Linked DNA regions of Mus musculus: all the other regions are linked to region 1. The links are chromatin loops, found by intact Hi-C in ENCODE. Cell type or tissue: heart. All regions are shown on one strand. Links, peaks and the distances in the headings refer to the core of each region. The heading gives the core; the rest is flanking DNA.

The links. A loop is a pair of places that touch in the nucleus more often than their neighbours do. Peaks named below come from ENCODE experiments on the same cell type or tissue, not always from the same donor. Only the 100,000 strongest peaks of a DNase experiment are listed, where the experiment ranks them.
Region 2: it touches region 1 in a loop (4-fold over the local background); 4 of 42 quality-filtered maps call a loop at or near these places.
Region 3: it touches region 1 in a loop (2.2-fold over the local background); 5 of 42 quality-filtered maps call a loop at or near these places.

What each region holds. Positions count from the first base shown.
Region 1 is chr19:38,813,299-38,823,739 of GRCm38, reverse strand. Noc3l (NOC3 like DNA replication regulator) reads left to right here and starts at 4,503. Exons shown (of 21, transcript NM_021315.2): 1 at 4,503-4,647; 2 at 5,595-5,802; 3 at 8,025-8,157; 4 at 8,897-9,054; 5 at 9,606-9,659. The coding sequence starts at 4,639. In heart, for the core only: a CTCF peak has its summit at 4,448 (motif pointing right); a DNase peak (open chromatin) is centred at 4,499; H3K4me3 peaks cover 1,852 bases; H3K27ac peaks cover 2,365 bases.
Region 2 is chr19:38,895,338-38,905,778 of GRCm38, reverse strand. Tbc1d12 (TBC1D12: TBC1 domain family, member 12) reads right to left here. Exons shown (of 13, transcript NM_145952.4): 4 at 9,710-9,792; 5 at 6,793-6,910; 6 at 4,364-4,470. Among named protein-coding and RNA genes, the nearest start is that of Hells, 30 kb to the left of the region's middle. In heart, for the core only: a CTCF peak has its summit at 4,412 (motif pointing right); no DNase peak of the experiment used is centred there.
Region 3 is chr19:38,911,269-38,921,709 of GRCm38, reverse strand. Tbc1d12 (TBC1D12: TBC1 domain family, member 12) reads right to left here. Exons shown (of 13, transcript NM_145952.4): 9 at 8,448-8,519; 10 at 7,653-7,781; 11 at 7,297-7,406; 12 at 4,840-5,098; 13 at 2,040-3,839. The coding sequence ends at 3,771. Among named protein-coding and RNA genes, the nearest start is that of Hells, 15 kb to the left of the region's middle. In heart, for the core only: a CTCF peak has its summit at 5,819 (motif pointing right); no DNase peak of the experiment used is centred there.

The DNA of each region.
Region 1 (10,441 bases), core at 1,165-9,164:
GGCTCAATAATATCTTTGATTTCTGGTTTTGAAATACATCCTCTGCAGATAAGGGGAGAATAACACTAGATGTTAACAATTCTAAATGGACGTACCTAAGAATGTAACCTTTCTTAGAAATAGGGCTTTGGCAGAGATAACCTATTTAATTTCAGGTCATTAGGTTGTGCCCTTAATCCAATTAAGTGTTATAAGGGAAGACAGCCATCTGAAGGCACAGAGACAAAGGGAAAATGTTAAATAAAGATGGAGGCAGAGCCTGGAGTATCCACAAGCCAAAAGCTGTCAAGGGTTGCTAACTGTTACAGAATGTCCGAAGTGTCAGAAATGAGAGAACAGAGGTCCTTAAGAAGGAACCGACTATGTCAATGCCTTGATTTTAGACTTGTAACCTAAGTAATGCTGGAAAGAATACAGCATTTGAGTGTAAATAATTTTTTTGAAGGTAAGTCCAGGAGCCACTAATTATTACAGGATATAAAAGTGAGACCAGAAAGAGAAGGACCCTGATAGTGTGATTGTGAGTGGGCTGCTTGTAGATTGAGCTCAATCGTTTCATGAACCTTCGTGCGATGAAGTATTGTCCTATCTCCAAGGGCATTGGCAGAAATATTAGCGTTATTAGTCTTCCTTGGCTGCTCTAACAAATTACCTCAAACTTGGTGACTTAAAGCAATAGAAAGTAATTCTCTCATAGTTTCAGAGACCAGAACTTTGTAACCAGCATCACTGAGGGGAGTTTTGGTTTCTGATTTCTGACCCCCTTGGTGGATGCTGGAATCTCTACCTTATTTTTACTAAGGTTCATGATTTGTACAAAATGATCAGCTTCATTCCGACATTTCACACATGGATACAGCACACTTTACACTACTTGCTCCTTTAGCCTTTCCATCCCTCCCAACTCATCTTAATTCTACTTTAATGCCTTAAAACTCAAGATTCTAAATATGTGAAAAAAAATGATATTTTTCTGAGCACACCCAATTTTAATATGATGATCTCCAGTTCCAACCATTTTACTGCAAATAATATAATTTCATTCCTTCAATTTTAAAAAATATTTCTTTTTATTTTATGTGTATGTGTCTTAGATCCCCTAAAACACGAGTTAGAGACAGACGGGAGCTCCCATGTAGGTGCTGAAAATTGAGCCCAGGTTCTCTGGAAGAACAGTCTGGGCTCTTATCTATTGAGCCATCTCTTCAGGCCCATAATTTCATTCCTCATACCTGAACATTGTTCCATATACATTTTGTTTTTTCCTTTTCTCTTTCTCTTTCTTTCTTCCTTCCTTCCTTTCTTCCTTCCTTTCTTTCTTTCTTTCTTTCTTTCTTTCTTTCTTTCTTTCTTTCTGTGGTGTGTGTGTATGTGTGTGTATGTATGTATGTATGTGTGATATTGAGTATTAAGCCTAGGGCCTTACATCTTACATGTGCTAGGAAAGGACTGTTCCACTAAGTTATATATCCAATACTCTTTTTACTTTAAGATTTTTTTTGAGACATGAGACTGGAGGATGGCTTTAGGGGTAAGAGTGCTTGTTGTTCTTCCATAGGGGCAGAATTCATTTCTCAGTACTCATGTCTGGTGACTCAAAATCAGCTGTAACTCCATCTCCAGGGAAATCTGACTCCTTCTTCTGGACCCCAGGGGCACCAACAGACATCAGGCATATACACATATGTACATACATTTAATAAACAAACCTTAAACAGAAATTTTGGAGAAGTTTCATAAAGTTATCAAGGCTGTCCTTGAACTTGTGACAATCTTGCCTGATCTTCTTGAGTAGGTGGGATAATAGATCTGTGCCACTAGTCTCAGTTACATCTTCTTTATCCATTCATTCAATGATCAGCTGGGCTGATTTCATAATTTGGCTATAATGAATAGTGCTGCAAAGAATACCTCCTACATTGAAGAAGCTTGAGAGAGAATAGAAGATCCTGAGGAAGAAATGGCTGGGAGAGCCAAGGGCATCCACATTCTAATGCAGAGAGGGGGTGTGGGGGGAGGGGAGAAAGAGAAGACAGAAGAAAAAGCAGCATCAAATGTAGCCAAGTAACACAGAGAGGCTAAAGATGGGAAACACTGGATACACTTAGGAGAAAACTACAATTTGGTTATCTTCCTATGACCAGCTTCAATGGACGATCACAGGAAGATTCAGATGGGTGAACCTATCTCCCCAAAGGACTCACTGGAATCTCTCAGTACAACTCTTTCAGTACTGTTTGGCATAGCCCATTGATCCCTGCTAACCTGTATTCAGAAAAGTTTAGAGTAAGCCAAGAAGACAAGCAAGCATAAATTAGGCTTAAGAGCTGGTTAGCTAAATTGATGATAAACTGCAGTGCACAGGATCAAGAAGCCAATTGCACTAAGTCAGCAGGGATCATGAAAGCTTCCACTTTCAAACTTGCTTTCAAACAAAAAGCTGTTGGATTTCAAGACAGGAGACTGTGTGTGGCAACAAGCTGTTTTAACATGACCCAAAGATTTGACTTGATTATAAATTTAAGTATAAAATGGGCAAAGAATAAGATGAAGTTCCTTTTTATTAAAAACAACAAAAACCTAGCATAGGGGGCTGGAGAAATAGCTCAGTGGTCTAGAGCAGAGACATAGGGTTCAATTCCCAGAAGCCATTTGGTTGCTCACGACCATCCCTAACTCCAGTTCTAAGGGATTTGACACCCTCTCCTGACCTGTACCAGGCGAACGTGGTGCACATGCATACAAGTAGGCAAACACTCATACATAAAAGGCTAGCGCAGGGTTGGTTATGACAGAGGAGAGGAAGTGGAAACACAATGATGATTTTTCCTTGGAAAGAGAAAGTCACAACAAGAATTAAAAGGAGAAAACATCACTAGAAAAAAATAGTGAAAAGCTCTACGGGGATAGGCTAACTGGGAAGGAAATGTTAGGGAAAGGCAGAGGGCAAGATGATTGACCAAAGAGCAAGAAACATGGGGTTAGTTTTGAATAGAAATGGGGATACCTCATCCTTGGAACAACCAGATGCAAGCTGAAGAAGTGGGAGTAACTGTTGATATGTTTGGGAAGGAATTCAGCCACAGGCTTGGTAAGAAAGAGCACAGGCTGATGTTTCCAATTAGTGTGATGAAGTAATCTAACAGTGAGACAGGCTCTGCTGTTTCCAAGACAGGGTGTGGAAGGAGAGAGAACAGGGAGAAAGTTAGAAGGGAGGTGGAAAGACGATGCCAGATAGAAGGCATTTTTCTCTGAGGTGAAAAGCAGAAAGGACTAGTCTTTGTAAGATTACCACTGTTCATGATCTCAGTGGCCCCTGGGTTTCTTCTGGCTTATCTCACCAGCTCAGAACTGTGAGGCCAACAATGTCAGGGCTGTGCTCAAGAACGATATACTTAACCCTGGGCATGGTGACTCTATAATTAGTACTTGGGAAACTGAGACAGGAGCATATTGAGTTGAGGGTCAGTCAAATAACAACGGCGTCTCTTTTTCTTTTTCTTTCTTCCTTTCTTTCTTTCTTTCTTTCTTTTTTTTTTTAAAAAACCTTTAATAGCCTCAAGTTCATCTTTGTGATTAACTTTTTATTTTTATTGTTTTTTATAATTTATTATTTTGTTTGTATATATGTGTGGGTGAGTGCCTGCCTGAGGAGGTCAGAAGAGGTCCTCAGAGATGGATGTGCTGGGAATAGAATCCGGGACTTTCTGGAGGAGCAGCAAGCACTCTTAAACACTGAACCACTTCTCCTGCCCAGTGTTTTATTCTGTTTTTTAATTTAGGAAAAGGTCTTTGGGAGACAAGTACTTAAAATACACATTCTTGCGATGCTTAAATCTTCCTGGAAGAGTTAACGATTCAGTCAGATAGTATCTTTACCAAAAAGGTAACAGAATCCTAATTCTGCAAGTCTCACCAATATAGTACTTTATCATATAATGGTTAAACCCAAAGAAAAAACGATTCCACAGTAAAACCATAGACTTTTTCTCTAGACAGGGACTACACTGGGTAGACTAGGCTCTGTAGACCGGGCCTCGAACTCACAGTGATCCACCTGCCTCTACCTCCCAGTGCTGGGATTAAAGACGTGCTCCACCACGCCTAAACTTAAGTGTGGACTTTCGGTTGGTGGAAGGTGGTGAGAGATCTTTCATCATTCGGTTCAAAGCCCCAGTGCCTGTGGAGGGATGGCTTCCAATAAAGAAGCTGCGGTTGCCCTCTAGAAGATCCAGAAGACGAAGTACCCGCAACAGGCGGAGCCACAAGACGCCGGCGATCAAAACCGCCAAGCCCTCGTCTTTTGTCTTCTCCAGGACTGAAAAGGAATCCGGGCGGGAACCTGCTTGAGTCCTTCAGCTGGGACGCCCACTCGCCCACTCTTCAGCCTCAGCGATTCTCACAAGGGTCAGTCCGTGAGAGACTGAGCCCGGGACCAGAGCCACCAGGGGGCGCACGCACCGCCGCCCGAAGAGGAAGTCCCGCCTCCCGTTTCCGGCGGCAGAAAGGGGGAGAGGCTGAAAGCGTCTTCCGGTTTGGGAAAGGTTGCGCTCAGTGCACGTGTGTCTTTTCCACCCGGCTCCTGCGTGTTCCTCTGTCCGAGTGATCTTGTCTGTGGTACTCCTCGCAGGCCTAAGGATGAAGGCGGTAAGTGCTGTCCGAACCCCGGCCCCCGGGAGTTGTGGCTGCTTGGGTTGACAGGGTCTCCCTCTGCCTGGCTTATCTTTCCCTTAGGTTTTGAGTCTGGTATAGGGGGCGGTGGCCTAACTTGGTGCTCCCTAGCCGATCTATGCTCCATCCACTTTGGGTCATTACTGGGGCTTTTGCTTCCTCGCCCACTACGCCCAAGCACGACCTCAGGCTGCAGATGCGAGGCCAGCACCGGGCCCTGCCACCGAATGGTGTCAGACTGAAGGGTTTTCCAAACTGTCTCTCGAATCTTATACACACGAGAAGCAAGTCTAAAGTTCCTTGAACCTGTTTTGTGAGACACTGAACCCGAAGAGAGCCTGTTTCCTCCTTAAAGTGTAAGGTGATAGGAAGGCTGGTGATTTTTCCCAGATGGAGAGGGAATTTAGAAGTAGCCTTGGGATTTGGATTACAAAGCACTTACCAGCGAGAGCGCTGGAATAACTTCTGTAACCTTCGCTTCTTTATGAATGACGTGAGGATTATTATTATTTAGGGTGTTGGGAAGTGTGAGTGCTTTGTAAATAATAAACCGACAAATGAATGTCAGTTGCTAAAGGCATCCATTATTTTGCTCTGAATGTGTTGCCGTACCAGTGTTAGACTAGCCTTGAATGACCGTTTGCCACAGAGAAGAGATTCATAATGTTTTGCTTTCAGATTGCACACGTGAGAGACTAGATTCAGATCACAGGGAAATCCCGTGTGGAGCAACTGATGCTCTAGTGCCATTCTGTAGGATTGCTTACTGCCGTGCATTGGTTTTTAGTTCTTACACAGGACCCGTGGTTGTGAGACAGTTTTGAAATTTGCTTTATTTAATCTATAAAGAGTTTTCCTTCACCTGATTTTAAAAATAATCAGAATTTCTTAGTTGTAGTGTCTCTTCTGTTGTTGTTTTCTAGAGAAGAAATAAAAAGCAGGTCCCAAGCTTTCGCAAGTTGATAAAAACTAGTAAAGTGAAACTTGAAAACAAATTGAAAAATAAGCAATTTAAACAACAAAGTACCATCAAGAAGTACCGAAAAGAGCAGAGGAAACTAAGGCAAGCTGTAAAAGATGCTGTGTCTAAAAAACCCATTCCGCTGGAGGACCCAAAGAGCAAACGGCCAGGTAACGAAAGTGTTCACTTACGCTGGAATGTTCTCCATGGAAGTGACTTGTTTTCTAGTGTCCACTTGTCCTGTGTTCAGATCCTTGTAGGTCTAGGTAAGGTCTTTTATGCTTTACCACAGTAAGTATGAGAAAACAATGCAAGACCATATGCCCTGTGAGAAAACTAGCTTCTCCTTTTCGTTGGCATAGACAGCAGATCTGAAAATGTACTTGGGGGATGCTCAGAGCAGCTGTGTAAATTTCGGGACACGCATCAGGGCTGCCGGCTTCCCATCCACTGAGAGTTAGCCGTGGTTAGCCTGCTTGGTTTTGCTCCATTCTTCACCATGCTGCCAGTAGGTATTTCCTTTTCTAAACTTGTGGTTTTCTTTCTCCTTGTACACTTGGGGTGAAGTTCAGCTGTAATAGTCTCGGTTGTTTTGTAGAACCATCTAAGGACCCCAGCTCCTCAAAACAGAAAAATATGATCATTTTAAAGTCAGGACAGTTCTCTAGCTGATGTAACTGTTCATTGTTCTATAGCCATCTCTCCTTCTCTTAACCTCCATGCAGTCTGACCCAAATGCAGCATTATCGTGATGGGTAGTGATCATTTGATTGGGAATCAGGAATAAAAAAATCTTCTCTTGGTTTTTGTTGCTAGCTATGTAGTCTTGGTTGGTCACTCAATCTCCAATCAAGGAACAATGAGTTAGCTGGTTAGATACTTTCAGAGATCTCTTCTAAGTTTTACAATCTGAAAGGTGTAATATGCTAATAGCTCCTTAATAAAAGAAAAGCAAAAGATTTCTTTATTTTTGCAACTTAGAATCTAAGTGAAGTTGCCAGAGAGGGAGGAATATAAGAAAAAGGCAGGTGCAAACGCTGTTGAATTTGATATGAAAATATTGAAGGACTTTTTTCTACTAAAGTGGGAGGCCAGGTCCTTGGATGACGGAGAAACGAGGCAGGTGAGGGAGTTAGAAGTGTGACGACAGAGAAAAAGGGGATTCAGTGGAAGAGGAAAAGCTGATCAACAAACACACCAAGTTTCTGGTTTGAGGAGTGGATTATTAGTTTAGATTAGGGGTTTTCTTCTATGCAGTGTTTATCAGTCTTAGTGCTACGAGGAAGGTGAGCTTTGTTAGGGAAGACAGTAAGAGTGTTTTGTTCACAGTTGACTCTTCTGCACTCAAAAGGGGTTGGGACACTTAGTTGTTACTGTTTTTTAATATATAATTATGTGTATTTATGTAAAAATAAAGAGTCGAGTTAAGAGGAACAGGAACAATGAGCGGATAGAGTTCGAATGACTCGAGTGAGGCTGGGGTTTTGATAGACATGAGTAACTTAAATGTAGAAGGAAAAGTTGCTGAGTGTGTTAGCAGGAGGGTGGGTGAGGTGTTACCATGCAGTCTGAGTGTGTTAGCAGGAGGGTGGGTGAGGTGTCACCATGCAGTCTGAGTGTGTTAGCAGGAGGCTGGGTGAGGTGTTACCATGCAGTCTGAGTGTGTTAGCAGGAGGGTGGGTGAGGTGTTACCATGCAGTGTAAGTGTGTTAGCAGGAGGCTGGGTGAGGTGTCACCCATGCAGTGTAAGTGTGTTAGCAGGAGGCTGGGTGAGGTGTTACCATGCAGTGTAAGTGTGCTAGCAGGAGGCTGGGCGAGGTGTTACCATACAGTGTAAGTGTGTTAGCAGGAGGCTGGGTGAGGTGTTACTGTGCAGTCTCAGTGTGTTAGCAGGAGGCTGGGTGAGGTGTTACCATGCAGTGTAAGTGTGTTAGCAGGAGGCTGGGTGAGGTGTTACCGTGCAGTCTAAGCAAGGGAGTAAAAGGAGAGCACTGGTGTATAGGACAGCAAGTGGTTGAAGGAATAAAGCTCTCTATCCGTAGTCAGTAAGACAGTGCCCTGGAATTAACTGAATGACACTGTGAGGACAGACGCTTGCAGTCAGAGTGAGCATCCAGGCTTGGACCTGGCCTTTGGAGATGACAGATGAAATGGAGCAAAAGTCACTGGAGGTGAGAAGGTGCCAGTGGACTCAGCCATTGGCTCTCAGATGCCCAGAGACAGTTCAGAATGCATGGAAACATTTACTTTTAGATTTCAGGAATCAGAGATACGAAGATGCTAGGTGCTTGTCACCCAGCCTTCATTGGGAGTACTGCGGGGAGAGCAGGTAATAGATAGAGTAGGAAAATGCACAGTTCTAATACTTGTGTTTTTCTTTTTGGTGGAGCAGTTAAAAGGATGGAGAGGGAGGAGGACGAGGAGGAAGAAGCCCTGCCTTTGGATATGATGGACGAGGATGACCTACAGCTGATGAAGGATTTAGGACAAAAGGCATCTTTTCTCACAAGAGATCTCTCTTCTAGGTAATAGTTCATCTGAGTTATGACTGAATTACAAAGTTGTAAGTGTGGTTCTGTTTTTGTTTTTGTTTTTTTCCTCGTGGTTTCTGAACATCACCCAGGCCCTAATACATACGAGACTCCTGTTCTCACTCTGGAGCCCAGTGTGTGTACTATGACTGATGGTCCTCCTGCCTCAGCCTTCAGCGTGCTGGGATTATATGCCTGGTTTACAGCAGACTTTCTAAATGATAGTTAAAGTAATCTGAAAGGAGAGAAGAGAAAATGTTTCATCAGATTGACTTACAGCAGTGATTCTTAGCCTTCCTCATGCGGCCCTGTAACACAGTTCCTCGTGCTGTGGTGTGGCCCCCATCCATAAAATCACGTCTGTTGTTACTTCACAACTAACTTTGCTACTGTTATAAATCATAATGTAAATACTTTTGGAGATTGAGGTTTGTCAAGAGGGCGAGCCTGTGGGACATTTTCTTGATTGAAATTTGATGTGGAAGAACCCAGCCCACGGTAGGCAGTGCCATCCCTTGGTCCGTGATCCCGGGCATTGTTAGAAAAACTGAGCAAGCTGGTAAGCACTGCTCTGCCATAGCTTCTGCTTCAGTTCCTTCCTTGAGTCCCTGCCCTTCGTGATGGACAATTGTAAGATGAAATAAACCCTCGGTTTCCGATGCTTATTACCGCAGTAGAGACCCAACTAGGACAGTACCCTTCAAAACTGAAACTGGGCTTTTTTTTTCTGCAGTGAACCAGTCCATATCAAGAAACGAAAGCATGAGAGTGTGATAGAGAAATATGAAAAAGTGCCAAGAACTCTGCAAACCGCACCGGAGAAGGAGTTGATTCACCTGCTCCCTATCAAGGACAAGAGTGGCATCATCCCTCAGGCTCGGGAGAAGCCGGGTGAGCCGCGTGCCTGGCTTCCTAGTTACACCGAGTTTTCACTAATAGAGCACGGTTACTTTTATTTATTTATTTATTCAAAGTTTAATTATATTTTAGCGGTTAGTCATACTTACAGAATAAGAGTAGCTGCCATTAGCATATAGCAGCCCGGCGATGCTGGCGGGGTCACAGTTCCTTCAGATACCTGTTGCATTAGGACTGCAACTAGAGCTACAAGGTTTGGGTGGCTATCTCTTCAAAGAGGGGAGGGCATGGGACAGAGGTAGAGAAAGAAGGAGAAAATGTTTTTGTGAAACAGAACAGAAAAGGGCAAAAATCAAAGACAAAGTTATAGGGATTTATAGCAAAGCAGGTACTCATGAAACTCCATCAAGGCAAAACCCAAAACCCGCCAGCCGCCTCGGAGCAGCTTTGTTGGTGCTTCCTCCCTCAGTCACTCACTGATAGGGCATCCTGAGATCTGTGGTAACCGCGGCTCAGCTCATGTCTCAGTTTTTGTTTTACCACGGAATGTTGTCATGGCTTTGATATGTAAATCTGTCCCATAGTCACTGACGTGCAGCAAGAAGAGGAGGCTGAGGAAGAGCTGGAAGATGAGGAAGGTAATGAGACGCGCCTCTGTCTGACAAATGGTTAGCTCGGATTGCTCTCGGCATGATGAGTGGAGGTAATGTTAGTTAGGCAGTGTACTGAGAGTGGGCACCGTAGAGCACTGCTCCACAGCCCGCTTCCTGTGTTTGAAAGGCTCACCTTGTGGAATATGATAGGCTTTTTTTAAATTAATGAATTAATTTATTTGCTTCACATTGATATACTTTTTATTGTGGAAAAATGTGAACAGTTTTTTCAGTGGTGAGGCAAACATGAAGACTTATAATTGTTACTGTTTGAATCCTTTTAATTATAAGAGAAGGACTTAAACTTTTTCTTTTTCTTTTTTTTTTTTGGTTTTTCGGGACAGGGTTTCTCTGTGTAGCCCTGGCTGTCCTGGAACTCACTCTGTAGACCAGGCTGGCCTCGAACTCAGAAATTCGCCTGCCTCTGCCTCCCAAGTGCTGGGACTAAAGGCGTGCGCCACCAAGCCCGGCTCTAAACTATTTCTTTTTAAGGTAGAAAAATTGAATTTTTTGATGCGAAATTTCTTTTTAAGTACAATTGTGCTAGTATATGTCTTTCTCAGATACTGAAATGTGGGTTTTTAATATTTAAAACTTTTTGCTGCTTTTTTAAGTCTTTAAAATGATATCTTTATTTATTGTGCAAGTGGTTGTGAGGTCAGAGTCTTGGCAGTGGGCTCCTCCTGCTCGCTGAGCCATCTCACTGTCGCTCAGGTTCACCTTTTTTCCTTCAGACTAGCTCTCATACTGTAGCTAGGTTCTCCTGG
Region 2 (10,441 bases), core at 923-8,922, 82 kb before region 1:
CTCAAAAAAACAAACAAAAAAAAGAAATAAAAAGTTAAAACTACTTATGTATAAATCCCTGAATGATTTGGTAGAGGAGGCAACTGCAATTTAAAAATGTATGTATATAATTGCTTGAGGTTGTCAATTATCAACTGCATATACTTTTCTAAATGTCAAGCTGTTTCCATGTTAGTTTCCCTCTTTAACCAAGTTTTAAATTGCCTTGAAAGAAGAGAAGGCTCTAGCTGACAAATCCATGAGAAACCACAAAACTCATCTACTAAGAAAAATATGGTAACACGTTTTAAAAAAAAATCAAAAGAGTAACTTCCCTTTTGAGAAATTATAAGACATAAATAATATCCTCAGAGAGAAGGCCTTTGTCTCAGTTAATTTCACATAGAATCTAAAAAGGGAGGGGTGGAATCAGGCCTAAAGACAGGACAAGGACAGGGTCTTATACTTGAATGGAGAACACTCTGGTTTCAGGATTTTAGTCTCAGATTTTGGGAAAATTATTCAGACATTCAACAAAGAGCACTTTCACAAGAAATACTCATATTTTAAATAACCAAAACAAATTTTTGGTATGGCTAATGATTCCATTTTACAAATAAAAAAAGATATCTAGATATCTTGTAGAGTAAGCACTTATAGACAGTAAGCAGTTTGCCCAAGGTCATAATCTAATACATGGTAGAATCAGATGTGACCCTATCTGACTAACTTTACAGCCTGTACTCCTAGCTAATATTTATTGTTATAAATTGTATGATTAAAAAAATTCAAATAAGGGATCAATTATTAGGATGTAAAGTTACTAAGTTATAAGATTGAGCTTCCCACGAAAAGAAAAGAGAATGAAATGAGTTTCCTATTTCTTTTTTTTTTTTTTTCCAAGACAGGGTTTCTCTGTATAGCCCTGGCTGTCCTGGAACTCACTCTGTAGACCAGGCTGTCCTGGAACTCAGAAATCCACCTGCCTCTGCCTCTGCCTCTGCCACCTGAGTGCTGGGATTAAAGGCGTGCGCCACCATGCCCGGCCAAGTTTCCTATTTCATTTTCTTTTTTTTTTTTAATTTATATATTTATTATATGTAAGTACACTATAGCTGCCTTCAGACACTCCAGAAGAGGGCATCAGATTTCGTTACGGATGGTTGTGAGCCACCATGTGGTTGCTGGGATTTGAACTCAGGACCTTTGGAAGAGCAGTCGGCGCTCTTAACCACTAAGCCATCTCACCAGCCCTCCTATTTCATTTTCAACACATAAGTATTTACTACAGAGACCCTAAAACTACACTGAAGTGAGTGACTTGTCATACTGCAAATCTCAATATGTCGGCACTGTGACATTTGTTTCACTGTCATACAACCTCACGTTCTAAGTTACCAAGTGAGCTATACCACCCCATTCTAAAGCCAACTTTATCAGCAACAACAAGATCATTTAAAAATAAAACAAAATTTCAAATAACCACCGGTCAGTTGCTGTTTAAATCTACAAGAAAACCATTTTCTTTTAAGCTGTTCCACTGAAATCATTAGAAACCTGTGTCTTATTTAAATATATTACGTCACAGAAAGTCTACTATACTTTAAGGTGAATATGCCAAGCAGGTGCCCTATCACTAAACTATACAATGTGCCACCAGCCTTTTCTGTTTTTCTTTCTTTCAGTACAGTAGGAAATGAGCTTCCAGCTTTGATAGGCCTTGGGAGGTAAGCCCTCTTCCACAGAGCCTGGTCTGCTTGGGGTTTTCTGTTTTGTTTTGTTGCTGTTGTTTGGGTTTTTTTGAGGTTACTGTTGTTTTCAGACAGGTTCTCACTTTGTAGTCCAGGCTGACCTGGAAAACGTAAAGCTCTGCCTGTCTCTGCCTCCTGAATGCTAAGATTAAAGGCTTACACCACATGTCCAGCTTCTATTTATCTACAGGATTTATCTTAGTTTCCCAGGCTGGCCTCAAACTCACTCTGTAACCTCTACAGGTCTTCAATTTGCAATTTTTCTGCCTCAACCTCCATGGCTTGAATTATAGGCCTATGCCACTATGCTAAGGACATTAAAATCTATTTCTTGAAGTTTTTAAAAATTATTCCATTATTTGGATGGAACAAGGGTATGTGTGAAGGTCAGAGGAAAACTTGTGGGACCAGGTTCTCTCCCTGTGGGCCCTAGGTATGGAAATTATCATGCTTCATAGAAAGCACCTTTTACTGGATAAGCCATCTCGCCAGCCCTCTAAAAGCTGTCTGTTTTTTAATGTGTATGGGTCCTGGGTGCTCTGCCTGTCCATGTGTACACCTTGCGTGTGTAGTGCTTATAGAGAACAGGTTAAAAATGCACCAGTAACTGGGCTGAAGAAACAGCAGTTAAGAGCACTGACTGCTCTTCGAGAGGTTCTGAATTCAATTCCCTGTAACCACATGGTGGCTCACAACCATCTGTAATGGGATCTGATGGCCTCTTCTGGTGCGTCTGAAGACAGCTATAGTGTGGTCATATAAAATAAATAAATCTTAAAAAAAAAACAGTAACTATATTCTTTACTTCTCTTTTTCTCTTCCTTCCTTCCTTCCTTTCTTCCTTCTTTTCTCTTTCTTTTTTTTTTTTTTCTTTTTTGTTTGTTTGTTTTTGGATTTTCAAGACAGAGTTTCTCTGTGTAGCCCTGGCTGTCCTGGAACTCACTCTGTAGACCAGGCTGGCCTCGAACTCAGAAATCCGCCTGCCTCTGCCTCCCGAGTGCTGGGATTAAAGGCATGCGCCACCACTGCCTGGCTTCTTTTCTTTTCTTTCTTCTTTTTTCTTGAGAAAATGCTTTATGTAGCCCAAACTGATTTTTTTTTTTGGTACTTTTCAAATTTATTGATAGGCACAGGAGTGCAGGTTGAAGCAAAGTGGGGAACCTCTGCTATAGACCTCGGATGCTATCTGACGTTCCCAGCGTTTGCCGTGAGGATGCTGCTTAGCCAACAACTCAAGTCAGGATGAGTTGGGATCTGTTCATGTATTCCAAAGGATTTACCTAACAATCACAAAGATGATAGGTCACAGACGGCAGTAAATGGCCTCAAGTAGCAGTTAATGACCACTTGAAGGAGCTAAAGATAACTTGTCTCTGGGCCTGCACAGATTCCACCCCTCCACAGTCACTGAAGTTCTTTATTATCATTATTGTTCCAAACTGATCTTTAATCCATTAAGTAGCTAAGGATGACCTTGAACTTGTGGGCCTACTGTCTCCACCTCCTGGTTTATGCAACACTGGGGACCAAGCCCAGAGCCACATTTGTGCTAGGTAAATACTTACAGTGTTAAACCCCTAGCCAGACAATATATTCCTTCTGCTATTATAGGTCAAAGTAACCTGTGGTGTTAACTGTCTGCTTTAACACTATCACTCAGGCTGACTGGTGTCAATTCTGAGATAATTTTATGTAGCCTTCCAACTATGTAGTATAGAATAGTCTTGTGTGCTGAGATTACAGCCATAAGATTATAGCCATGTTTCAGAATTTAAAAAAAAAAAAGGAAAAAAAAACTTTACATGAGTTTTTAGATCCTATTCATCTTTGTCATAATAAAATAGAACTGTGTGCAGAAAAAAATTACAGCATGTGTCATGTCCAATTTTTTAATTATTTTATTTATATTATTTTATTTAAACTTTTTCTTTAATTCATCAAATAAACTTAAGAAAATCAGATAATTCCTTTAAAATTTTATCATTCCTTTCTAAACTTTCTCATTATTATCACTAGCATCACTGTTGGGTTTTCTGACACAGTTTCTATAGCCACCATAGCCTAGTCCAGCCTCCAATACGCTATGCAGCCTGGCTGGACTCCAAACTGCTGCAGAGCTGCCAAGCCTGCCAAGCGCTGTGAGTATACACTGAGCCATCATGTCTGGCTAAACATCACGTCTGGAAAAGTAAAATCTAAACAACATACACACACAACAAAGCTGCTCAGGGAAACAAACCCATTTACTGTATTAACTTAAAAAAATAAGGAAAAACTCCAAACTCTCAAAGAACTTATTAAACATTCAGCAGGAAAAAAAAAAATCAAGTTCCCTCAGGACACTGTTCATTGTTTGAGCACAGAGAAGCCGTCCCTCCAGGCACTAGAGTCGCCTCTCCTCTGTGCACTCACTGCTCGCTGCACAGACACTCACTAGCTTTAAAAAAGCCCACAAATCATATATATAATTTATTAAAGACTCATTAGCTATTACAAAGTCTGGGAGGGCATGAGGCATGCTCTGAAAGTGAAAGGTATGGTAGTGTTTTTAAAATGGCAACTCTACTAATATGATTAATAAAACTCTGGAGATGATATTTGTGTGAGGGAATAACTGAACATAGAATACAAACCAGGAGTGATATTTAGTTCATTTCCTACAGCTAGACTCCAAACTTTCCCACGGACACTAGGGGGCAATCCCTGCCACCACAATTCTCGAACTCTTCTGGTACTACGCCTAGAATTAAAGGAGGAGAAAAAAGGAAAACGTTACTTTCTGTACCAAAAACACTAGTTGCGTGATGGCTTACCTATGGCCAAGTGATCAGATGATTTTTAAGGACTTAAAGTGTTAAGTATGTAACGCATTCTTCCCTTTGAGTTCATGCCTATGGGCCATGGAAGACCTTAGAGATGGGCTAAGGGTAATTAAGGAGAACAGCCTCTGACAGGTGTTACTTATACTAAAGATGTCATCAGAAAATCAGAACCATATGGACAATTATTAAAAATTAAAAGGACATAAATGTTCTGCCAATTCAGTAACAAAACTAAAATCACAAAGAACCTACTATGAGTAAGGCCTGGGTAAGGCCCTAGGCTTTACGGAACAGTAGGTCATTAAAAGGAGTATAAGCTTGAGAATCAGGCCTAGATTCAAATCTAGTTCAACCACACATTGTATAAACTCGAGCAAATCTCTTAGCACCTCTAATATTGCACTGAATGACCTTGAGTAAGATAAATGTGAGTAAAAATATAAATGCCTTATAAAAGTACTGAGATCCAAATATAAATTACTTAATGTAGACAATGTAACATCATAGTTTCTTTTTTAAAAAAAACTATTTATTTATTTATTTATTTCATGTATGTGAATACACTGTCACTATCTTCAGACACACCAGAAGAGGGCACCAGATCCCATTACAGATGGTTGTGAGCCACCATGTGGTTGCTGGGAATTGAACTCAGGACCTCTGGAAGAGCAGTCAGTGCTCCAGCCCTCATAGTTTCTTATACAGGGAATATATTCTAAACTCTAAAGCCACAAATAATACCAAGCTACCAATTTCCTTACACAACTATATCTATGTTAAAAATGAATTTGTAACTTGGATATAAGAGATAAACAAAAGTTAACAATGAGAATAGAATTAAAAGGATATACTATGTGTGCTATGTAAATATACTCCCTCTCATTCACTCACTCACGCAAAATAGGGCACTTCTAGTTTTTCTGCTTAAAGGAAGTACTTTACAGCTACCTTTGACAATGTTGACCCAGCTAGTGTTTCATAGGTAAAAGAACTTAACTTAACAGAAGCTCTGCAACAGATAACAGCAGCTCTGGTAACTGAAGTGCCACTGAGTGAGTAAGGGCACCATGTGGCAAGGTAGGACAAAGGAGGATTTATGGCCAGGAGACAGGCTCAGCACAGACTTCACTGGGCGTCTCAGAAGAACACACAATTTAAAACTCTGAATTTCTAGACGTTTTTATTTATATGTAATTAGCTAATTTTCCATTTTTAGACTACAGGCAACTGAATCTTCACACAATGAGCCTGGATAAGAAGGACTACTGTGTGTCTGTCACATTGCTAACAATTAACACATTGTCAATGTATGCCCTACATACATTGTAGAATGCATCCTTCAACCCTTTTGTCCACAAGGAAGATAAAACCTATGTAGAAATATTGTCAAGAAAGAAGAGACCAAGCCGGGTGTAATTAAGGCACACGCCTTTAATCCCAGCACTCAGGAGGCAGAGGCAGGCGGATTTCTGAGTTTGAGGCCAGCCTGGTCTACAAAGTGAGTTCCAGAATAGCCAGGGCTATACAGAGAAACCCTGTCTCAAAAAACCAAAAGAAAAAAAAAAGAAGAGACCAAAACGGGGGCAGGAAAAGCAAGAATACTAGCCTCAAGGTGACATACGACTTTTACAGGGCAAAGACCATAGTTCACATGGTTTCTTAGTTAAGAGAACAGCATTTAAAAATGTTTTATTGTTTTTTACATTCTTTCTTTCTTTTCATATATCTATTTATTTGTAGACACTGTCTCTCTATGTGGTTTTGGCTGATCTGGAACTCATTATTATCCAGGCCGGTATTGAATTCCTCCCATCTCAGCTTCCAGGTTTCTGGAATTACAGGCACGCAACCATACTCAACTTTAGAAACACTTTTCAACATCTGATAAATGTACCTTATATTTCTCTATGTAATGAGTCCTTCCAGTAATGAATGTTTTATAATTAGTGTTGTATTAGAATTAGGAAAAATGGTAATTTAGAAGAGTAAAGGTTTCCTGAGTCATTCCATGGGTTTCAGAGAGCAGGTAAGATGTTGACAGCACAGAGGATGGTCAGGGAGAAAAGTATGCGTTAGAGACAGGAGCTCAGGAGAGTGTAGAGAAAGACATGAGTTTCGGGCAATGGTTAATAGCATAATTTAACCACAGCATAAGCTCCATGCTGAGAAGTGATAATACAGACTTGGAAAAGATGAACTATTGGAGACACACTAGACTCTGGAGAAATCTGCTTACTTACATTACTTCCCAATTGGGCAGTATTTCATTGATCCAAATTACCATTGCACTTGCAATGCTTTCTTCCTGCTTAAATCGTTCTTTCATTATTCTTTTTCTTTTATGTGCTTCTTTAATTTCTGTTTTGAACAAGTAAGAATTATTTCAATATAAATGAGCTAGACCAAAATCCCTTCCTTCTGTACCTTAAATCTATAAGGATTCAAGAAGGACCTTCTCATAGTAAAAAAGAAAAAAAAAAAAAAAAAAGAAAGGGGGAGAAAAAGAAGAAACACAAAGCCCTGTCTAACATCATTTTAAAGTATCTTCTATCTTATAAAAGTAATGGGATAAAGGGCAAAATCAATTTTAAACAATGGCCAGTGAATTGCTCTGCTGCTTCTTTCTTTCTGGCTGTTGTTGTTGTTGCTTTGTTTTTCGCTTTGGTTTAATCTAGACAAGGTCCTATGCTAACTGGCTGGTCTATACATCTTTCTTCTCCTTCTTCTCTCTTTTATATCCTTTATTTTTTTCAGGCAGTCTCAAGTAGGCCAGGCTGGGCTTGTTATGAAGCTAGAATAACCCTGAACTACTGATAACCCTGCTTCTACCTCCCAATGTGGGGATAAAGATGTGTGCCACCACCCCTGGCTTATGCAATACTGAGGCTCTAAGCCAGGACTTGGCCTACACTAGGCAGGCACTCTCTCCAGGCTGTAAGGTATGGCAGGGTCTCTTCTGGGATAGCCTGGAATTCAATCTGTACACCAGGTTGTCCTCACACATACTTCCTCATCCGCCTCCTACCACTGCCTCCTAGGGCTGGGAGTGCGGGTGTGCACCACCATGCCTGGCTGCTTATATTACACAGTTGTTTACTTCATCTATAAAATAAAATCTGTTGATGAAATAATTACAATAAAAACTGCAGGCAATTAACCAAGGGCCACTTTTCATACAATGGATTATTAATCTCAACATAAACAATATATTTTAAATGATGTTGCCAATGACACTATTATTATATAAACACCTTTTAGTATGGTGTTTTATTTTACTAATTAGGTCAAAATAAAATGTTCTCAACAAACAAAAATGACATACCTCTGAATTTAGAGGTCACAATTTTGGAACAAAAGCTGCCTCAAACATAAAGAAAAGTGGGATCTTTCTCAAAAGTTATAAAACCAGATGATGGTAACACACATCTTTAATCGCAGCACTCAGGAGGCAGAGGCAGGTTGATCTCTGTGAGTTCAAGGCCAGCATAGACTACAGAGTGAGTTCCAGAATAGCTAGGGCTACACAGAGAAAGAAACCCTGTTTCAAAAAAAAAAAAAAAAAAAAAAAAAAAGCAAACCAAATCAAACCAAACCAACAACCAAAAAGTTATTTAAAAAAAAAAATGCTAGAACCAATAAGAACTTGTAGATTAGCTAGCCAAACTTTGTGTTTCATGTGTGTCTCTGAATGTGACTCAAAGGGCAAACAAGAAGCCAAGCACTTGCTGTACACCGCTGTTTTATGTATCCAGATTATATATGTAAGATGTCTTTAAGAAAGAAGCATTAAACAAGAGGTTAGAAGCCTAACCTAGTCACCTACTTCCAGTTTACAGATAAGGATGCACAGTGGGCATACTCAGAGTACCACAGTCAGAAACCACACATCATTGGATTAAGCCTAAAACATTGGGATGCCCAACATCTTATTATTTCTATTATACCATGTGCCATCTACTTCTCAATAAATATTAGCCAAATAATAAAATAGTAAATAAAAGCTTTCTGGCTATGCTAAAAAAATTTTTTTTCCTTTTTTTTTTTTTCCAAAACAGGTTTGGTTGGGTTTTTTGTTTGTTTTTTTCAAAACCTGTGTAGCCCTGGCTATCCTAGAACTTACTCTGTAGACCATGCTGGCCTTGAACTCAAGAAGTATTTTTAATTCTATGCATTAAAATAAACTTAGCCAGTGTTCAAATAACTAGGAATTTTAGAAGGCTGTAACTGGACTTTTATATACCTCATGTTTACTGTAACATTAAAGACACGTTACTTAGGAAATAGCAGCACAAAGCAGAGCTGTATGCTACTATAACATACTCCACTTGCTCAAGTCAAAGAAAAAATCAGTTAATAAATTTCATCTTAAAATATATACAAAATAAATATTTCAAAAATATATTAGAAATACATATTTATAAAAATGAGTATTTGTCCTAAACTAATGATGGTCAGCACATATTCTGTATAGTGTTAAAGTAAACTTATATGTATTTGGCGGGAGGACAGGAGGAAAAGAGAATGAATAAAACTATGATTTGTGCTAATGAGAGTATTTATAAACCTAACTCAGTGACAGCACTGAGATTTTAGATAGACTTTACTAATTATAAAAGCAAAATTTGGCTTCAAACTATATTTTGACAGTAAATTAGAAAACTATAACTAACACCAGAAGACTGATTGCTATTGCATAAAAATTATTAAATGTAAAAGACCTAAAGTCTAAACACTCTAAAAATGAAGTGCTAGGAATAAGGCTCACGAATAACATCTTTATAGTCCTCTTTAATAGAAAGGAAAAGAAAAGAAAAACCAGGTCTGGGCATGGCGGTTCACGCCTACGATCCCAGAACTACAGAGGGTGAGTCCTGAATTTTTTTTTTAATTAGGTATTTTCCTCATTTACATTTCCAATGCTATCCAAAAAGTCCCCAATACACTCCCCCCCCCACTCCCCTAGAGTCCTGAAATTTATGATGAGCTCAAGGGCAGATGGCTTCATAGTGAGACTCGGTCTCAAAAAATTAAAAACAAACAACAAACCCTAAAATAAACCTAAATTATAAAAAAATGCTAGAGAAAAATAAGAATTATTTTAATAAAATGAAATAGTTAAAATCTACAAATTAACGTCACACTGTAATTCAAATGTACCTCGTTTTTTAGCTTCGGCCACCATCTCATCATACTCCTGCCGGTGACGCAGCGCTTCTTCCACAGATTTCGCAGGAAGATTCCTTTTGTAGAAAAGACAATTAAAAATTTTAAAAACTCTTAATTTGGAACCTTTTTAGAACCAGTTACAAAAAGTGTTGCTAAACTAAATTTACTTTCAGAGAAAATGTGAATGAGCCGACACAGTGGCTCAGACCTTTAATCCCAGCACTCAGGCTGAGGTCAGCCTGGTCTCTCTCTAGCAACAAACAAAAGGCAAATGAAAGCTTAAAAGCAACTCTGCATTTCAAAACAAACTCAGAATTCAGATTCCTTGTATTTATTGTGTGTGCATATAGTTTACGTTTATACATTTAAACATATATTGTATGTAAGTATGTATGCCTGAGTTTGAGTTTATGTATTTTTCAAAAATTTTATGTGTGTGTATATGTGTGTGTGTGTGTGTGTGTATGAATGAGAATGAGTACACTTCAGACACACCAGAAGAGGGCATTAGATCCCATTACAGATGGTTGTGAGCCACCATGTGGTTTCTGGGAATTGAACTCAGGACCTCTGGACGAGCAGTCAGGGCTTTTAACTGCTGAGCCATCTCTCGAGCCCCATGAGTTTAGTATTGATGTCCAGTGTGTGCAGGTGCTTGCAGAGCCAGAAGGCGCTGGATCTCCTGAGGATGGAGTTAAGGATGGAGATAAACTGACTATGTGG
Region 3 (10,441 bases), core at 1,247-9,246, 98 kb before region 1:
TGATTCTAGGTTGTGTTGACAGTTTAATCTAACCAGTACACTGTGGAATCGTGATTTCTCAAGGATGGTTGCTTGTCTCTACCCCTGCCACTAGTTTCAAAAAAAAAAAAAAAAAAAGAAGAAGAAGAAGAAATGACAATTGTGTTGGAAAAAGGAATCAAAATGAGCTGTATTGTTATCTGAAGACAGACTGAATGAAAACTGTCCCATAGACCCTTATATTTGCATACGTGGTCCCCATATTTGGACTGTTTGGGAAGGATTAGGAGGTGTGATTTTGTTAAAGGAGGTGTGTCAGGCAGTCTTTGAGGCTTCAAAACCCTATGCATGCTATTCCCAGTTAGCTGTTAGCTACCTAGCTTGCTCTATCATCTATCTATCTATCTATCTATCTATCTATCTATCTATCTATCTATCCATCCATCCATCCATTCCTTTCTCTTGATCCCTTACTTCCTCCCCAGCCGTCTGTCTCATGGTTGGAGACAAGATGTAGGTAAGCTCTAATGTACTGCTTGTGGTGGCTATTTCTGGTTGTCAACTTGACTATATCTGTAATGAACTACAATCCAGAAGTGGAGAGCAAACCTGTGATCTAGATCTTGAGGCTGCTTCCAGTCTCAAGACACAGGCTTTTGACTCAGACCTTGACATGAGATGACACATGCTTTTGATCCAGATCTTGAGGAATGGTGGCCATGAAAAGCTTAGGCCCAGAAAAGGTAGTACATGCCTTTAATCCTAGGAGACAGAGGCAAGCAGATCTCTGAGTTTAAAGTCATCCTGGGGAAAAGAAAGTTCCAAACCCAGGCATGGTAGTACACACGTTTAATCTGGGCCATATCTTCTGTTGGAGGCCTACATAAGGACACTGGAAAAAGGAAGGTTTCATTCTTCTTTGCCTGCTTGCACTTACTTGCCAGCACATCTATTGGAACCTTCTTCAGGATTCCAGCTTATACAGAAGACAAGCGGAAACACCTAGCCTCATGGGACTGAGCAACTACTAGACTGTTGGACTTCCCACTCACAGCTGCCCACTATTGGATTAGTTGGACTGCAGACTATAAGTCATTCCAATAAATTCCTTTAAATATACAGAGACATTCCATGAGCTCTGTAACTCTAGAGAATCCTGACTAATATACTTCTCCAGCATCATGCTGGCCTGCCTACTGCCAAGCTCCCTGTCATGTTCATGGACTCACTCTCTGAACAATAAGTCCCAAATTAAATGCATTCTTTTATCATTTGCTTTGATTGTGGTGTTTTGTCACAGGAATAGAAAAGTATTTTTGAAATACTTGTTTGTTGAAACAGAGTTTAGTATATAGTCCTGGCTGGCCTGGAAGACATCATATAGACCAGGTTGGCCTTGAATTTGCAGTGAACTTGTATACATAAAAACATACATGTACACACACAAAAAATTCTTCAAATACAAGCCAACTCAAAGCCAGATCGTGATGACTGATAATACTGATATATAGGGAAAGCATGAAAGCATTTCCTCTAATACCAGGAATGAGGTAAGGGTGCCCTTTATCTCCATTCTTAATTCAAGTTGCAGCTGCAACAAAAAAGATCAACATAAGAAAACACACATAGAGGCTAGAGAGATGGTTAAGAGCACCAGTGCCACCCCCAATATATTTCTGTCAGCTAGATGTGGCACACATCCTTAATCTCTTTGAGTTGGGGGCCAGAGTGGTATACATAGTGAGTTCTAGGTCAGCCCAGCCAGGGATACATAGATACCTTGTCGCAGATTGATGGATGGATGGATGGATGGATGGATGGATGGATGGATGGATGGATGCTGTGTGGGGTCACATGACTAATCACATTATTGCCTATTTACGTGACCCAAAGGGAATGAACATACAACAGTATAGTATGTCAGCTGCTCTGAAAGGCTCAAAGCACTGACTATCTCATAGATTCCTTAGAGGAGAAATCTGAGCACCCCCACAAAAAAAGTTATTCCTTTTTTTCTAGATGTTGACTAAACCTGAAGGCACCAAAGTAATGAAGACTCATTTTCTCATAATTCTGTGTACAAGTTTTATTTTTCATAGTAATTGTTACTAGTGGATTTTAGTGAATTTCTTGTATTTACATTTTATATACACATTTATACTTGGTAGGTAAAGAAACTGTACAATAAAAAAAATAAGGGAAAGAAATGCAGAGTGTAGGACCACCTTAGCAAACTAATACATGAAAATAAGATTAAATCTAGGCCAAGTAATATAAATTCAATGAGATTACTCCCGGAGGTTATGTGCCTTTTATGAGAGACACCAATATTAAGGGATAGTCCTCATGCTAGAACCTATTAAGACTCTAGAAACTCCCTCACTGTTTTATTATACTACCAGTTTCACTGAGCTAGCCCCTATGACAGGAGTTAATTCTACAGGGTTCCTGAGGCTAGAATGATCAACCCATAGGGTAAAAATATATGCACTTCCTCTGGTCCCATACTCCTAAGGCAGTTTATTATCCAATAAGGAAGAATCTCTGGCTTGTTAGTCTAAAGACTATATATATGTATGTCCACTACTAACAGAAATGTGTGCTTCTATGTTGTTTCAAACCAAATTGCAACATCAGAACAGTATAAATCTAATCAATAACCAAATAGTATTTTATACTGATATTAACCATAATACTCAAATGATTTAGGTTAGGTTAAGAAATTAAGAGTAATAAATTTAATGTCAATTTACCAATGATTAATAGTTTATCTGAGATGCCATTAGACTAAGAAAAAAGGTAAAATTACTTTTACTATTATTCCCATCAATTAGAAAAAAATATGCATAGAGTTTCACAAGTCTTAGACTTAGCTATATAAAGTTTTAAATTTCAAACTGAAATTAATAAAATTTGTTTCTATAGATAGAACATGGATTTTAACTAAAAAATTCAAGTCTTGTAAGTAGTGTGTTATCTCGAACTCTTAGAATTCATTGCTTTCTTATTCTTATTCTCAAAGTCAAGTCTTCAGTCCTCTAAAGTGCAAAAAGATCTTCCTTTCTACCAGTTACCTAGTTTTTTTAATGTTAAGTTACTACATAACAATTTGCAGACAAGAAACAATAAGGCGAAAATTCTTTTGTGATAGAAATTACTTAGAGAAAGATTTCTCTTCAAAAACCAAGGGGACACAACACTGTGGGAAACTCCATAAGCAAAACAGGCAATCATGTCCACCAGTGTTCCAGTTCTCGAGGATGCGGACCTCCCTGGCCTGCGAGCAAGGCAGGCAAGAGCTCCAGTGGCGGACGGAACTTACGACTCAGTTGCTTACTACTGGTCTAGAATATCTTCCCAAGCTCAGAACTGGAGATAATACATGTGTTCTATCATTTTTGGAGACTAAAGTAGGATTTAGCAATCCTATTCTGACTCCAGAAGTGCATTTGTAGTTAATTGTTAAAAAAGAAACGACATAAAAATTGAAGTTTCTGTGAAGCTATTTTTTTTAAAAAAAATTATTGCATTAAAGTATTCACTCCAAATTATGGAGTATGTAATAGCCAACTAAGCCTTTTCCTCTGAAAAATGGCTCTCCACAGGTACTTTTTTATTAATACTGTCAATAAATTACGCGTTTCATTTACTTCAGCCGTGGAATTTAAACCCAGAAGTTTTTCCAGGTCCCGATTCTTCTCTCCGACATTTCTTCACGGTATCTACATAGGAAAGAGAAAACTTTCCCCGAAAACTACCTTTTGCATTTCAGTTTGTCACTAACTCAAAGGTTAGCTCTTCAGAGCAGGGCTGGTGTTCTTGTCCCCTTCTTTAATGTCCTTTGCTACAGATGCAAAGACCTGCAAATAGCATGAAACAAAGAGATGTAAATAACCAGAGGCATAAACACAGAAAGCTTTTCTGAAATACCAGCATCCTCAAGTCCTCAGACCACCTTTTTTAAAGGTCTCTGGACAGGGTCTACATGGCCCACACTGGCACTGAACTTGTTGCTCAGCAGAGGAGACTGAACGGCTGAGTTTGCTGCCACCTCACTGCTGAGATTACAGGCACAGGCCCCCATCCCAGACTCCAGATCACCTGGTTTTTTATTTTGACTGAATGCTGCCATGCTCCCCACCGTCAACATCACGGACCAAAGTAAGCAAGGACACAATGAAGTGCTGTGGCCACGGTGTCTCTCACAGCACAGTGCACTGACTAAGACAAAGGTCATCCTTACAGCTACACAATAAGATCAAGTCAAGCCTCCGTTAAAGGAGACCCTGACTCAAAACAACAAGAGGCCAGGATCATACATTAGGTTCTTTCCGTTGTAAGTTTTTAGTACACAGCAGCTAGGGCTTTTTGGTGTTGGCCTCTTGTTTTTAACGTTTGTGTGCTTGCTTGCCTGGGTTTGTGTGTGTGTGTCAGCATGCCTGTGCATGGTGCATGTGTGAGGTCAGTGCTCTCCTTCCGTTGTGTGGCACCCAGAGAATAATCTCATCCTTGTTGTCACCCATGGCAACAGGCACCTTTGCCCTTGACCCACCTCGACATCTCACAGCAGGTGTTTACTATAACATGTGCCTGCTTGAAATCTCAAAGTCACCCATGTCTGCTCGGGTGAAGGCTGACTACTGTAGGTGTCAATTCACTACAATACTGCAGAACTTTGTAAAGTAAAGATATAAGTTTAGGTACATAGAAGAGAGAAATCCATTTTAAATTATCCCATTTCAAAACCAAATTTATTTTTAGTTTTACTAACATTTGTGATACAGATAACTGCTCTACAAAAGTCCACAGATAATTTTAACACAGATAATTAAGAGTTAAAAATAAATAAAGTCACTCTACCTGAGTCCATTTCTTGGTGCTATTCTGCATCTGAATGGCTGCGATGCAGCTGAAAAGCTTTTCTGATGTTATATCTTCTGGCAATTTGGTAAGAAATTGTGCTATATGAATAAAGTCCATCTGTAGGAGTATATCTTCATATAGCCGGAGGATCCCTAATCCAGTCCTAAATAAAAATTCCTCCCCATCTCTACAAAACACATCCCAGACTCGACAAGCCAGATCAAGTGGCAGTGATTTGCTGTACAATGTGAAGATCCTAGAGTTAAGGAAAAAACAGTTACTCAGCATGGACTCCTTTACTCATTAAGCATCAGGAGGGAAAAAGAAGTATACAGGGATAAGAGGACAAATACATTGAGACTTTTTTCCCAAAACTTGAATAGTGATAAATTAAGCAGTAAGTAATGACATTAAGTAAATTTAGAACCTTACATGGAGATAGTCTGGAATAAACTGGGGTGTGGGAATGAGGGGGTAAAATAGTGTAATGGTTAGAGCCATGGGGCTCCGAAACCAGAATGCTTGAGTCTGAATGTATAATTTTTTAATGTGAGACTGCGCACAATATTTACTCTTGCTGAAGGGAAGATAAAGGAAAAGGCCCAAATGACTAGGAAGATATCATATTTGATCAGGGTCATTATTTGCTTATTCATTTTTTCCATCAAAACATACAGCCAGTCTGAGTTCAGAGGGAGAGCACTGCCCATCATGCAAGATACCTGGGTATTACTCTCAGCATAAACTGGGTAAACTGCATATGGTAGCACATGCCTGAGACGCTAGTGCTTGGGAGACAGACTGTGAAGTTCAGAATTGTGTCGCTATCCTCAGCTACATACGAAGTTTAAGGCCAGGCTGAACTAGAAGCCCTAACTCAAAATTTATTAAAACTTTACAACTACTAAAAAAATTTTGTTTTTTAAATATCATGTGTCTGCCTGGATGTGCCTGTGCATGTAGTACCTGAGGAGACCAGAAGAGGGCATCCAATAATTCCCTGGGATTGGAGTTACAGTTGTGAGCGAGCCACTTTGAGGGTGCTGGAAGTTGAACCCAGCTTCAGCCAGTGCTGTTAACAACTGAGCTATCTCTCCAGCCCCAAATTCTCCACTTCTTATCAAAATTCACCAATGATACTAAAGTCAACTGGCTGTTGCTTACTACACAAATCCTCAGAATTAGAACAGAACATATAGGAAATAAGAAAATATATATTAGCATCTAAATAGGGAATCATTTCTAATTGAGAACTTTTGATAAAGCTTTGAAAAACATCTCTGATTAAAGAAATACTACCATATAATATAGCTTTGCTGTGTTACGAATAAATGGCAACTACTTTTTTCTAAGATATTAGTATATGCTAGGCATTAAATAAGTTAATCCATTACTACAATTCACTATATTTCAAGATATTTCTATACTCTTTACTTAAAAAAAAAGAATATGTATTTCTTTGTGTGCATGCTTGCATGGGTGTGTGCATGAGTGTGAGTGTGTACATGCTGGCATATATTTGCCATAGTGAATATGGATGTCAGAGAACAACTCCTGGGAGTTGGCTCTTGCTTTGCACCTTGTGGAAGCAGAGTCTCTCTTGCTTCTGATGCTTTATTACAGCAGCCTAGCTTCCCTCCTCGTGATTCTCCTGTCTCTGCCTCCCAGACGGCCACTGAAAGGCTGTGATATGTGCCTTGCAGCTGGATTTTTACACAGGTTTGGGGATCAAACTCAGGCTGTCAGGTTTGTGTGGCACGTGCGTTCCCATGCTGACCCTCTGCCCAGTTCCCTATCCTCGCTCATTTTAAAAAAGACGTGTGTGTGTCTGTGTGTGTGTGTCTGTGTGTGTGTGTGTGTGTCTGTGTGTGTGTGTGCGCGCGCGCGCGCGTGTGCGTGTGTGTGCGTGTATGTGTGTGTGTGTGTGATGTGACTACAGGGCAGAAGGTCTCTGATCCTCTGAAGCTGGAGTTACAGGCTATGGTGAAGCTGCTCAAGCCAGGTACTGGGAGGTGAACTCAGGTTCTCAGCAAGAGTAGCTTGCCCTTTTAATAGCTGAGCAATGTCTTCGGGTTCTTCCCTATTCCCTTTTATAATAAAAAAAAAAAAAAGAAAGAAAGAAAGAAACTAATTTCAAGCCAGTCTATGTTGTTTGTTTCGTTTTTCAAGGCAGGATTTCTCCTTCTGGCCATGGAACTCACTTTGCAGACCTGGCTGGCCTTGAACTTAGAGATCCTCCGGTGTCTGCCTCCTAAGCACTAGGAATGAAGGCGTGCACCACCAAGCCTGGCTTCAGTCTACGTTTTTAGATGCATCCTTGGACTTTTTCATTCGTAAGGAAAAGTGCCTTTTATATGTCAATCTCACCTAGCATATTTACTATATTTCCTAAAAAACAGAGAAAGTTATTCACTATTTCCTTTTTATTTTATTTAATGTTTCTTAGTGACTTACCAATCTATCAAATATATATCTGGTGTCAGATTATACGACTTGAAATGAAGAAATAGTTTGGATAGGTTTTCCTCAAAGAATACTTCAAATGTTGCAAAATACTTCAACATCTATACATAGAAAAAGATAAATAAAATTACAAAATAATCTATGGCAGAAAGAGAAAGTGTTAATATTAATAGAAAATTTTATTAACAACTCTTTTGAGTTGCTTCAAGTTTTCTAAAATTGTTATTCAATGAAAATTTTGTCTATTTGCTTAGATTACTTCAGTTTCTTCATGTTTTTTATTCTAAGCAGGCATTCAGAATACAGAAACTTATGAGGAAAACACAGTCTATCCCAAATGTTCATACCATGCTGTGATCCACTCGGAAAAAGGCCAGTTGGCACGGCTTGTTTAGGAGATTCGCGAACGCAATGAAGGCGTCTGCTTCCTCCAGATTGAGGATGAGAACGGCTGCGATGAAGGACATCCCCTGGACCTTCAAAGGGAAGGAAAAGTAAAAATGGTTAAAATCAGTCTACGTGCTAGCTACCCTCCTCAAAATTTACAAACTGATAGTAAGAAGAATTTACCAATTTTGTTTTTCTTCTCAGTAAAAGCAACTACTATGAACTTGTAATGGCTGTAAATTTCCCTAATTTTATATTTGTTCATTTGATAGGATTTAATAAATCAGAAAACAATTAAACCAGCTTTTATTTGGTCTAAGAGCCTATCTCAGTGTACCAAGTAGCTCTCATGTCGTAAGTGGTTGTTTTCACATTATAACATATGAAGAACGAAGAGGCAAGGAAGTCTCTAAGATAGAATACTAAAAGTCAAAAAAAAGAAGTTGTTGTGCTTAAAAGAGCCTGAATTTGTGGGGAATCACAAGAAAGACATGAGGGGGGAATCCAAAATGAAAAGAGGCTTGAGCAAAGCCTGAGTGGAAGGAACAGAAGAATCATGCAGCACCCAGCACACGGAGCAGCGTGACCGCCAGGCGTCCTAAGCAGGGGGCAAAAGACCCGGAGCTTCCTCCTCAGGTAAACCCATCAGCTCAAAGGTCAGGGCTGCAGAGACTGACCTGTGGCTGTAAAGAGCTGTCCTGATGAGCACAGATACAATGTTTATGTGTAAAAATCAGATGGAAACAAATACTTACATAACCAACATCAGGTCTGTAACATGTATATGCCCCTAAGATACTATGCAAAACATCGTGATATGGGCCACCCTTAGGGAAAAAAAAAAGAATAAAAATTGAAACTTTAAGTAAAGATCTTTAGGTTAATGCTCATAAAATATTAAAAACTATAAAACTGTAGCATTCTCTAAATGACCAGTTTTAGCACATTTAATCATTATAAAGATATTCTAAATGTATTCTATCAAGATGTTTTCAGAAGTAATAAAAGTTTGATCTTGAATAATAAGTCAAATATACTCACTTGAATACAACTTATATAATTTGCAAACTATTTTAAATACTTCTAGGGTATAATAAATATAAAAATTTTCCATTTAATCCTTTTGCTATGTACACATGAGTATTGAAACTGGGGCCTTGCACATGTCATTATACTAAGCCCATTTCACGTCATATAATTTCAGAAAAGTAAATTAAAATAACATAGGCCTGACATGACACACATGGCTTTAATCTCAGCAAAGCAGATGGATCACCAAGTTGGAGATCAACATGATCGACACAGTGATTCCCCAGATAGCTGAGGCTGTATACTAAGACCCTGTCTTTAATAAAAGTGCCAACTATTTAGCCTGAGTTATGTTAGATAATTTGAATATCAATAGTAATTTTAAAATGTATGTATATGGATGTTCTGCCTGAATATATATCTGTGTACAGCGTACGTGCGTGATGCTGATGGAGGCCAGAAGATGGTGGTGTTATATCCCCTGGAACTACAATTGATGGATGGTTGTGATCTGCCACAAGGGTGCCAGAAACTGAACCCAGGTACTCTAGAGAGCAACCAATTGCTCTTAAGAGCTGAGCCATCCCTCTAGCTCCAGTGGGTTTTTTCCCATGTATTTACCTATTGTGCGTGTATATAGGTACACACATGCCACAGTGTGCATGTGAACGTCAGAGGACAACGTTCAGGGACTGGGTCTCTCCTTCCACTACTTCTGTTTCTCAGCCTCAACCTCAAGTTGTCAGACTTTGGCAGCAAGCACCTTGACCTGCTGAACTATCTCACTGGTCCCAATAGCAAAACTTTCTATTAATCACGTGGCCTTTATTATAGATAAATTATTTATTAGCATCTTAGTATATAAAAATTAAAGATAGCCAGCTATTCCTGTAAAAAAATATATAAAAGTAAAGTATTTCTTGCTAATTCAGTGGTAATTCTAAACAATTTAGAACTAATGTATTCATATTTTAACAGTTTGTAAGGCAAATTCATTAATAATTCAAATACAGAAATTCACTATAATAAAAAAGTGCCTACTACATAACAAGTATATGTTATGACAATAAATTTTATTCCACAGAAAGCAAATTCCTTAATTTTTAGTTTTGCATTTTTATATAAAAGCTCAAATTATTTTTAATTTTTAATATTTTACTCCTTTTACTTTATGTATATGAGTGTTTTATCTACATGCATGTGCCTGGTGCCCATCGAGGTCAAAAGAGGGAGTCAGATGCCCTGGCACTGGAGTCAGGGACGGTTGTAATGCTCTTAATCACTGAGCCACTCTTCTAGCCCTAGAAGTTTCTTTTGTATTTTAAGGCAGAGTGTCACTATATAGCTGTGAGCGCTGGAACTCTATGTGGACGAGGCTGAGATTAAAGCCATGTACCACAATGCCTGGCCTCTTCTCAAATTTTTAAAATATTTTTTCTTTTAAAAAATAATCCCCGGGGGCTGGAGAGACGGCTCAGTGATTAAGAGCACAAGCTGCTCTTCCAGAGGTCCCGAGTTCAATTCTCAGCTCACAAGTGTCTATAACACCAGTACCAGGGGATCCAACATCCTCACACAGACATACATAAAGGCAAAACACCAATGCACATAAAATAAAAATAAATATTATAAAAATAGTAATACCTGGCTGGGTATGGTAACTCACTTCTTTAATCCCAGCACTTGGAAGGCAGAGGCAGATGGATCTCTGTGTTTCCTA